2 separate regions of the Homo sapiens genome follow, and region 1 is linked to region 2. A link is an interaction called in ENCODE POLR2A ChIA-PET data of the cell type or tissue named here. Cell type or tissue: OCI-LY7. All regions are shown on one strand. Links, peaks and the distances in the headings refer to the core of each region. The heading gives the core; the rest is flanking DNA. Region 1 overlaps CCDC88A (coiled-coil domain containing 88A). Region 2 overlaps RTN4 (reticulon 4).

What was found. Peaks named below come from ENCODE experiments on the same cell type or tissue, not always from the same donor. Only the 100,000 strongest peaks of a DNase experiment are listed, where the experiment ranks them.
Region 1: POLR2A ChIA-PET joins it to region 2 with 7 read pairs; 2 of 35 experiments call an interaction of 5 or more read pairs at or near these places.

The regions. Positions count from the first base shown.
Region 1 is chr2:55,290,374-55,295,890 of GRCh38, forward strand. It overlaps CCDC88A (coiled-coil domain containing 88A), which reads right to left. Exons shown (of 33, transcript NM_001365480.1): 31 at 5,224-5,517; 32 at 1,303-1,402; 33 at 1-791. The coding sequence ends at 1,338. Among named protein-coding and RNA genes, the nearest start is that of MTIF2, 24 kb to the left of the region's middle. RefSeq lists a silencer at 4,160-4,454. In OCI-LY7, for the core only: no CTCF peak of the experiment used is centred there; no DNase peak of the experiment used is centred there.
Region 2 is chr2:55,030,419-55,035,656 of GRCh38, forward strand. All of the region lies in intron 1 of RTN4 (reticulon 4), which reads right to left. Among named protein-coding and RNA genes, the nearest start is that of RTN4, 17 kb to the right of the region's middle. RefSeq lists an enhancer at 3,227-3,276. In OCI-LY7, for the core only: no CTCF peak of the experiment used is centred there; a DNase peak (open chromatin) is centred at 3,133.

The DNA.
Region 1 (5,517 bases), core at 316-5,315, 260 kb after region 2:
AAAGAAAAGAAATGAGTTAAAGCACAACAGCTTTATCTTGGGAATGCCATTTGCTGAAAAACCATCTTACTAAAAAAAAGTTTCAGAAAAACACTCTTTACCATGGGTTAACTTATGAATGCTTAGTGTTGCTTAATGGGAAATATGGAAAGATTAATATCACTATAAATTTTTTATAACTCCTATTTCATTATGGATTTTTCAGATTTATCTTATAAACTGAATTTCTTTTGCATCAAAATAATTGGCTTTAAGAAAAAAAAAGTATCAACACATGCAGTCTGCTAACCAAATAAGGCTCTGACATGCCAAAACAATTTTCTCTGTATCTTGCTATATAGTACATTCCACAAAATACTACAGCATTTAATTTAGGTTTACACAACTAAATATAAATGGCTAGATTTTGGCTAACACTTAGCAGAAGCATTAAGCAAACATGGATAAATTCATAAAACAAATGATGAAAAAAGCAGATTGTTCTTGGAGTACTTCTTTAAACACTTAACCTTAAAACACCTGGTCCTTAGTGAGAGAACGTCCTTTATTCAGTAGATCTTAACAGTACAAGGTATAGTAAGTCCTAAAACCTTTAAAAAATTTTGGCAGTTGAATCCAGTAGTGCTCCTTGATTCAAGGAATGAAGGTTTGTATTTCTTGCCTGCTCTATTCACGAAGGACTGTTAAAAGTCTCCTTAAAGATTTTTAAAAATGATTCCTATAGTTGCTAGGTGTCTTGTTACTTCAGAAATAAAGGCTTCATACTGAGAAACTGAAGGACACTTTTCTCTCTGTATTTAGTTGGAAGGTAGAAAGAAGAAAGAAAATATAAGAAAAGCTTAAAGATAAGAGAGACACAAAATACAGAGCAGCCACTATAAGAACAGCATGCACCAGGTATTTCTATAAGAATGAGAATGACAGACAATCAGAGATAATTTTTGAGTGGCTCATCATAGAATAGGCATTTAGTCATTAATTTTCAAGAAAACTGTGGGGAAGTTGTATTCCTACCACAAAAGGCTTCAAACTAAAAAAGTAATTCCTAGAACATAATTCACTAGTAAAATTAAATTTAAAGTGACAAAAAAACTTAAAAAAAAATACTTGTTCCTTGCGCTGACAGGTAAAAACCTATGGCAGCCAACTAATCTTGCTTCACTAGTAAGTAGAACAGAAAGTCAATGAATTAAGCAAGCAATATTTACATCTGTTAATGCAATGTGCACTTGTTTCACACTTAATTTGGTTAGTTTGTATAAATGAGACTAATCTCATTTACATTTTAAGCAGGAAACTCACCACTTGGCCCACATGTCATGTAGTGGGTAATAGAATTAGGAGCTTTGTTGCTCCCTAGACCTGCTTTTTGAATTTCTGCTTTCTTGTACTTTGTCCACATCTGCAGGAGAAAAGCATTTCATGTTATTTAGTCAAAGATGAAACAAAATACAATTCAGAAGATAAGAAATACACTCTCACTGAGTAGGGCAAGGAGAAGGAATCTGTAACTGTCTGGGAAAATTATTAATCTCATAGGCATCTCAATACTTAAAGATCGATTTTTATATTTTAAAGCTATAAGTAATATTCCTAGGAAAGCTATAATTTTTAAAAAAACTATAACAATTACATTTCCCCCCCTCTTAGTGCCAGATAGCCTTACTATGTTTATTTACTAAATGGTCACCTACAGTCTTAAACATAATCTTGCATGTAGTAGCAAAACCATCTGGAATGAAGTATTTGTATTATTTACTAAGAAAACCAGGGCTTGATGCATATTTTATAGGCAAATAATGTTCCTCCTTACATTGGTTAAAGCTAAAATTGCTTTGGTCAAAGGGGATGCAGTGCATAAGAATATGTTTATAATTTCTAGAAAGCTAGGCCAGGAATACTGAAAGCTATCCAGCTTCATCATTTATAAAATTAGGGTACTGAATCTTCGAATAGTTTTACAAATAATCCTTTTGAAAACTGGAGGTGTCTTAGAGGAAATAAGTGCAATTGCTCAATTGAGTCAGAGTTGTTTCACTTTTACTTTAAATGAAATTCATTTTTTAAAATTTGGGGCATCTATGTAAGATTTCACTTACAGAAAGTATTGTTTTTTTTCTTAAATGTTTGGGACACATCGGTTCCATATGATTTCTAAGGTATTTTCACCACTAAAAATTTGATTCCAAATGCTATGAAAAAACGTTGATAAGAACTAGTGTTGTGGCCAGTCGCAGTGGCTCACGCCTGTAATCCCAGCACTTTGGGAAGCTGGTCAGGAGTTGGAGACTAGCTTGGCCAACATGGTGAAACACCGTCTCTACTAAAAATACAAAAATTTGCTGGGCGTGGTGGCATGCTCCTGTAATCCCAGCTGCTTGGGAGGCTGAGGCAGGAGAATTGCCTGAATCCAGGAGGCAGAGGTTTCAGTGAGATGATATCACGCCACTGTACTCCAGCCTAGGCTACAGAGTGAGATTCCATCTCAAACAAACAAACAAAAAGAACTAGTGGTGTTTTGGGGGGAATTTTATGACTCCACAGCAGGTGATGATTTCTGAAGTCCAGACTGTATTTTCCAACAGTCCTCAGGACACATGGACATGATACATATTTCTCTTATATGCACAGTGTATTTTTTTTTTTTTTGGAAACATGCTGCATATAAACATATAGCTTTTTGGGTAGGAAATAGTTCTTTTCTGTAAGTCTAATTTTGTAAAATAATCACATAATTTTAATATAATAGCATGTGATTTTTCAATGAATTTTGAATGAATAAATACAATATTTTGAAGTGTTATGGTCAGAATTATGATATCTAAAAAGTTGAAATAGCTGTGAAATAATCTTTGACTCAGTGTGGAAAAGAAATAACACTAATTATAACATTTGTGTCATATACTGCCCCCATTTAATCTCAGCTATGTTTACTATTAAGTTTTGTTACTGGCCTATGAAAAAACAAAAGGGAAAATATTAGCACCAAATATATTTGAAATGTCAGGACTGACTGGGAAGTAACTGACAATAAAATAGAAGGATGCAAAAAGTATATTAGGTGGTACTAAAATATGACAATCCTCTGATTGTGTTCATTTGATTACCTGTACCAGAACCATTTTTTTTTTTTTTTGTAATAGCTATCGGAAAAAAAGTGTGATTACAAAGGAGACAAATTTCATTAGGAAATATTCTCTACAGATTTTTTCTTTGGTCCAGTTAATAACCACTTAATACAACAACAACAACAACAAGTATAACATAATTTCATCCCCACATGGTCACATTTGAAGGCATTCCTTCCAGGTGCCAGGCTGAGTCCTTATCAGCTATAGGCTAAATCCAAATGGCAAAAAACATTCCAGAGAGAATGCCAATGTGTATTTCTCTGGAAGTAAATGGATCAGGGTTATGGGTTTTTTTGTTTTTAGCAATCTGGGAGTTAGAGATTCAAATTTAGCTAATTTGCTTTAAAAGTGCTGTGAACACAAAAATAAAAGTTCTTTGCACTGGAGTCAAAGTTAACAAATATTTTCTTACTTTTTTTTTTTTTTTTAAGCTAAAGAGTGTATTTATTCTTAGTTCTAAAATTTGTTCTACTAGAAACATACTTGTTTAAATGGTTACAAGTTCTAATTTTACATTTTAGTGTGATTATTCATTTAAAAAAAATTCTGTTTTAAGGATATACATGTATAATTTAATAATAGATTAATTATAGAAGTAACAATTTTTACCACTTTGTAAACTTGCTACCCTTTTTGATTAGAAGTAAAAATACAAATTTCCAACACAATGAATATAATTTGGTTTATTTCTCTTTGACTCTCTATAAAAAAAGAACTGGAAAAACTATTGTATTAACTGATTTCAAGTATAGAAGCCATCTTGAAGAAAAGACAGTTACTTGAGCTCTTGTATTTATCAGATGATGAAAAGTGCAGAGAAGAAACAATAAATACAAATGTTCCTAGTCACTGTGTAAATCACATTTAAATTTGATGGGGTTTTCTAAGAATAACACTAAGTTTATAAGTATTAACAATCTTTTAAATCTGAAAAATGTTTTATAAATATGGGTATTAGTTAATATTTGTTATATAAAGTGTTGAATTATTAACTATTTCTTTAAAACAGGACAGATGGCCTAATTAAATGACAAAAGAAAACAACATCTTTTTACATTTTCCCTACTGATACTGTACATATGTAATATAAAGTACACATTCTGGAAGAAAAAAAGGAGTGACAGTCAGAGCAAGTGAGGGGTGGGAAGAGGAGGAAGGGAGGGAGGAAATGAACATTTTTTTCCAGAAGCAACAAAGCAAATATGACTTGGAAATGTCTTCTTGGTAAGAGAGCATGCAACTGTTTTAACATGCTTCTGGATATCAAAGTAACAATCTTATCAGGCAACAAAAAATGTGAAGGAGGAGCATGTATGGTTAAGGTTTTTAAAGGCATGCAGAAAATGGACAAAGTAATTAATATTTCATGCAGGTTTTGGTGTGGTTACACATTCACATTAATATACATGCCATCATGTACAGCTGAACACTGTGCAACAATTTTAAATAAAAAATAAAAACCTAGCCAAATGATATTTTGTTAACAGCAACTTTTCAAATCATATTAGAGAAGCAGTGTATATCAAATAACATCAATATATTATATTGTGCAGTTTTGATCATATACAACCATATTCATACCAAACAGTTTGATTATCCTCAGAAACCAACAATGCAGCTTCTGTGTCATCAGGATAGAGGCATGCAGAAGTGACAAGATTGTTGCTATTTATAGAAAACTGTAGGTTACTGTTACTAGGGTTCTGATGATCAGAAAACTGTTCATTTTCTTTCTGTGCAGGTTTATCCAAAGAGGCAGAAGCCTGGTCAGTTATTCTGATAACTGGCCTAGGAGGTAACCCACTTATGTTACTAACTAATTCTGTATTCAGGGATAAGAATGGCTGAGATGAATGGGCCACAGTAAATGGTCCTATGCTATCTTTTGCCAACATTCCGAATGCATCACTAGGCATCCTAATAGTGGCAAAAGTTTGGTTTAGAAAATGTGACCTTCCTGTTCTTGAGTTTCTAGCCTGGGCATATAGAGGCTCAGGCATGTCTATAGCTAAATCATTTTGGGCACAAGAACCTATAGTATGTGTTGGGATGTCAAGTATATGAGAGGACCACTGGTGTAAATGGTACTCACTAGATGCTGCAGTGGTGTTGCTGTCAGCAGCAGCTGGTGGTGAATCAACTGATATAGGCAGTCTACTGTCCTTGGTCAAAAAATCATGGATGCTTGTCCTTCGTGTAGTTCCTTCGGCAGTTGAGATCACGCTGCTTGCACGAGGTAAAGTTGCATAAGGGTTACTATCTTTTGATTGTCGTGACAGAGAAGATTCTTTTACTAATTTTATTTTTCCTTGAGTGCCTGGTGTAGGTTTTCCCGCAGAACTAATGAAGTAGGTATCTTCAGTTTTTCGAGGACCAGGTCTCAAAA
Region 2 (5,238 bases), core at 239-5,238:
CAGAATAGTTAACTATCTTCTGGGACTTCAAGAATACAGTTCAGACTCCTAATAAAGCAATCACAGATCATGAAATTGAATTGCCTAAGTCCAAATCACAAATCCATCACTTACAACTGTAACTCTTAGCCTTTCTGTGCCTAATGAAACTTGTAAAATAAGGATAATAAGAGTACCCACCTAAAAATGTTGTGAAGGAGGGAGAGGGAAAGAAAAAAGAAGAAACAACTTGCCCTAAGTCACAGAACTAGGAGGCCAGAGGGTCAAAACATCTAATTCCCAAGTCTTTGTGCTTTATAATTATTATTATTTTTTGGCTAGGCTTCCTCAAAGCACGAGATGTGCTTCATCTTCTGAAGGATGTATTTATGTACAAGTGCAACTGGTGCAATCCTTCTTACTGTATCAGCCCCTCAAGTTAGTTCTCCTGAAACAAGGTAAATCGTCACCCAGTAAATACCTTGTAATTAGCAGAAATATTGCATTGATCAATTGCTTCTATTTTACAATGTAACAACATTTATAGAAACATTAATGTGGGACAGGTACTGTGCTGAGCCGGCACATTTGTTTCAGATGTTCATTCTGTTCTCAAAACTACCCTGTAAGGTAGGTACTACTGTTACCCCCATTTCACATACGAGAAAAGAGGCATTTAAATCATATCTAATTACAATACTACAAAAAACCTGCATTTTAAAACCATAGAACTTCTGCTTCTGGCTATGAGAGTAATTACAACAGACTAATTCTTCCAATATAAGCAACTAAAAATATGGGCAAAATACTAGAAGCAACTATCTTGAGACACTGGACAAGAGGCAGGACAGCAGTGTGAATCCTGAGAAAAGGGAAACCTGCAAGATGACTACGCTGCTTTCTGTCTGAAGGCACATTCTGGTCTACAGTACAGAGAGAAGCCTAAGAATACCGCACTCTTGCTAAGCTGAGGAGGCTGAGGAGTTGTCTGGAATTTGTGAGACAGGGTAACATACAAAGTAAAGCCTCACAGAAAAGGAGCTCCAAAAATCTGGATAGGGGTTCCTCTTAAACCTCTGGGTGAATACTACGCTGCATGTGCACAGCACAAGACTCGGCAAGGCCTAGCCAAGAAACCTATGGTAGAGCTGCAAATTAACTGGATTATATCGAAGGTCAGAAAGTGCTGAAGACCTGATCTAAAAATTCTGACCAGTCAGAAAGGAAAGATCTCTCTAAACACCTCAAGCAGGACTACTCTAAGCCTAAAGGATACTCTAGACCAAGAGTCAGCAAACCATGGCTCATGAGCCCATATTGTATTGGAACACAGCCACGCCCATTCACTTCTGTGCTGTCTATAACTACTTTTGCACAATAAAAACAGAGACGAACAGTTTAGACAAAGGCTGTATGGCCCACAAGCCTAAACTATTTACTCTAACTGGCCCTGTAAGTCTGCAGACCCCTACCTCTAGACCCACCCTAACTTTAAAATCAAAACTTGAAAGGATCAAAATGATTTTCCAGCAAATTAACTGCCTGCCAGAACAAAGTTAAAACCACCAAATCCATGACATGCAGTATAAAATAAATTAATGGACATGCAAAGCAGCAAGAAAATATGACCATAAATAAGAAAGAATAGCAAATATAAACAAACAAATAACGTAGACGTTGGATTCGCACTTTTTTTTTTTTGAGGCGGAGTCTTGCTCTGTCACCCAGGCTGGAGTACAGCGGGGCTATCTTGGCTCACTGCAACCTCCACCTCCCAGGTTCAAGCAATTATCCCACCTCAGCCTCTGAGTAGCTGGGATTACAGGTGTCTGCCATCACACCAAGCTAATTTTTGTGTTTTTAGTAGAGACGGGGTTCACTACGTTGGCCAAGCTGGTCTCAAACTCCTGACCTCAAGTGATCCGCCAGCCTCAGCTTCCCAAAGTGCTGGAATTACAAGTGTGAACTAACACACCTGGCCTGGATTAGCAAATATTAAAATGAAAATTAAAATAGCTATTAAGATATTAAGTACAGAAAAAGACAGACATATAGAGTAGACAGGGAATCTTGGTGGAGAAATATAGACTAAAGGACCAAATGGAGATGCTAGAATTGTAAATTATATTAACTGAAAATAATCACTAGATGAGCTTAAAGGCAGATTAGACAATACAGAAAAAAAGATTTATTGATAAACAAACTTAAAAAACAACAACAGAAAGTATCCAAACTGAAACACAACAAGGGAAAAGGGCAAGTGAAAAAAGGAACAGAGCCTCAGTGCTGAGAGACAATCAAGGAGTTAAAATACCTATAATTGCAGTCCCCTTAAAAAAAGCAACAGTGGCCAGGCATGGGAGCTCATGCCTGTAACCCCAACACTTTAGGAGGCCAAAGTGGGAGGACCACTTGAGGCCAGGAGTTGGGACACCAGTTTGGACAACACAGTGAGACCCTATCTCTACAAAAAACTTAAAAATTAGCCGGTGTAGTGGTGCACACGTGCAGTTCTAGCAACTCAGGAGGCTGAGATGGGAGGATCACTCAAGCCCAGGAGTTTGAGGCTGTAACAAGCCATGATCACGCCACTGCACTCCACCCTGGACAACACAGTTAAGACCCTGTCTCTTTAAAAAAGACTGAAGAAGTTAAAAAAAAAAAAAAAGAAAAAATGGCCTAAAATTGGACAGAAGTTGGCATTTTGAAAATACCAACCAACAGAGCCACAAAGCTCAATGTACTCCAAGCAGAATAAACACAACACCACAAAAAGGCACACCATAAGGGTCAAACTGAAAATCAAAGATAGAGACAACCCTAAAAACAGTCAGAGGAAAAAAGCAGGTAAACAACAATAAGAATGACCTCACCTCTCATTGATGTAATCCAAAAGGTAATGAACGCCTTTAAAGTTATGAAAAAACTGACAATCTAAAATTATATACAGATGATCCTCATTATTCATGGATTCCTTATTTGCTCATTTACCTGCTCACTAAATTTGTAGCCCCAAAATCCATACTTGCAGCACTTTCAGGACATGCAATGAGCAGAGCAGGCAAACCAGAGCGGGTCATCCAAAGTACAAGTTCCCAGCTGAGATGGAACAAGGTAACCCTACCGCCTTCTTGTTTCAGCTCTGCCACTGACTTCCCTGTTTCATATGGCCCTTAAGCACAGCGCTGACATGGTATCGAGTGTTTTTAACCACAAGAAGGCTATGATGTGCCTTACAGAGAAAACATATGTTAGATAATCTTCCTTCAGGCATAAATTATAGTGTTCTTGGCCATGAGTTCAATGTTAATGAATCAATAATACATATTAAATAAGATGTCTTTATTTTTTAATTGATATATAACAGTTGTTTTATATTTTGGTAGTACATATGATATTTTGATACCTATATGCAATGTGTAATGATCAAGTCAGAGTGACTGGGTTATATATCACCTCAAACATTTTTCTTTTCTTTGTGTTAGAAACATTACAATTCTTCTAGCTATTCTGAAATATAGAATAAATCATTAACTATAATTTCTCTACTGTACTATCAAATACTAGAACTTATTCCTTCTATCCAACTGTATTTTTGTACCCCAGGTGGCTTTAAATAGAAAAACACATAAAACAAGGTAATATACTGATTGGTTAACAAAAATATTATGACAAGAGGCTTACAGGAGCCAAGTCTGTATTTCCCCTAAGAACAATGATTCAGTATTTGCTAATTCCCTGTTTTTGGTGGCTATACAGAACATAGTGACAGCTTAAAAAAACAGAATTGGCTGTATTATTCAAAACATATTTTTTTAAATAACCAGGCATGGTGGCTCACACCTGTAATCTCAGGACCGTAGGAGGCTGGGGTAGGAGGATTGCTTGAGCCCTGGGGTACGAGACCAGCCCAGGCAACAAAGTGAGACCCCAACTCTCCAAAAAAATTAAAACATTAGCCAGGCACGGTAGCGTGTGCCTATAGTCCCACCTACTTGGGAGGCTGAGGTGGGAGGATCACTTGAGCCCAGGAGTTTGAGGCTGCAGTGGGTTATGATCAGGCCACTGGACTCCAGCCTGGGCAACAGAGTAAGACCTTATCTCTAAACGAACAAACAAAATATATAGAAAAAGTAAAGATTAATAAAGGTATCTTCAGATAAAAGCTGAAAACAGAAGCTGAAAGAATTTGTCACTAAGACACCTACAATACAAGAAATGTTAAATCAAGTTCTTCAGACTGAGAGAAAATGATATGAGATGTAAACTTTGATCTTTATGTAGGAATAAAGAATGGCAAAAATGGTAAATATATATGTAGATGTTGAATATACAGGTAGATGTTAATTTTTCTCATTTCTTAGTTTCTTCAAAGAATAACTTTCTGAAGCACAAATTATCACAAAATACAATAACTATAATACATTTAGAAGCAAAACTTATGACAATAAAAGCACAAAGGATGAAAATAGTATATGAAAGTATGTTTTATTACATGTGAAACATGTAAGGTGGTATAATATTCTTGCTATTTTATGATAAATTGAGAATGCATTCTGTAATCCCTAGAACAGCCTCTTAAAAAATAAAGAGGTACAGCTAAAACCCCAACAGAGGAGATAAATCTGAATATTATAAAATCCTTGATTAATCCAGAAGAAGAAACAAAAGAAGAAAATCAAAGAACCCAAAAAGCAGATGGGACAAAGAAAAAACAAAGACACACAACCACACACTATCAGTTAGGATACAGATGATTTAGGCCCCACTACCAATGAGCTAAACTGACTTTTATGGAACACTACAACCAACAATATAATACACATTCTTCTCAAGTACATATGGAACATTCACCAAGATAAAACATTTCCTGGGCTACAAAACAATCTCAATCTAAAACAAGTGAAATCATGCAGTCTATGTTCTACAATGAATTAAATCACCTAAAATATCCTCAAATGTTTAAAAACGAAACTACAGAATTCTAAATAATCCATGAATCAAAGAAAATAGGGGGAAAATTAAAGAAATTCTGAATCAAATGATCATGAAAATGTGTGGGATGCAGCAAAGTAATGCTTAGAGAGAAATGTATAGCTTTTAAATGCTTTTAGAAAAAAGGCTTAAAATCGAAGTGTAAAGCTTCCACTTTAAAAGAGCAAGTTAAATCCAAACAAGTAAAAGAAAATAAGTAGTAAAGAGCAGAAACCAATGATAGAAAACAGATTAAAAAAAAAAATCAATGAAACAAAAAGTTGC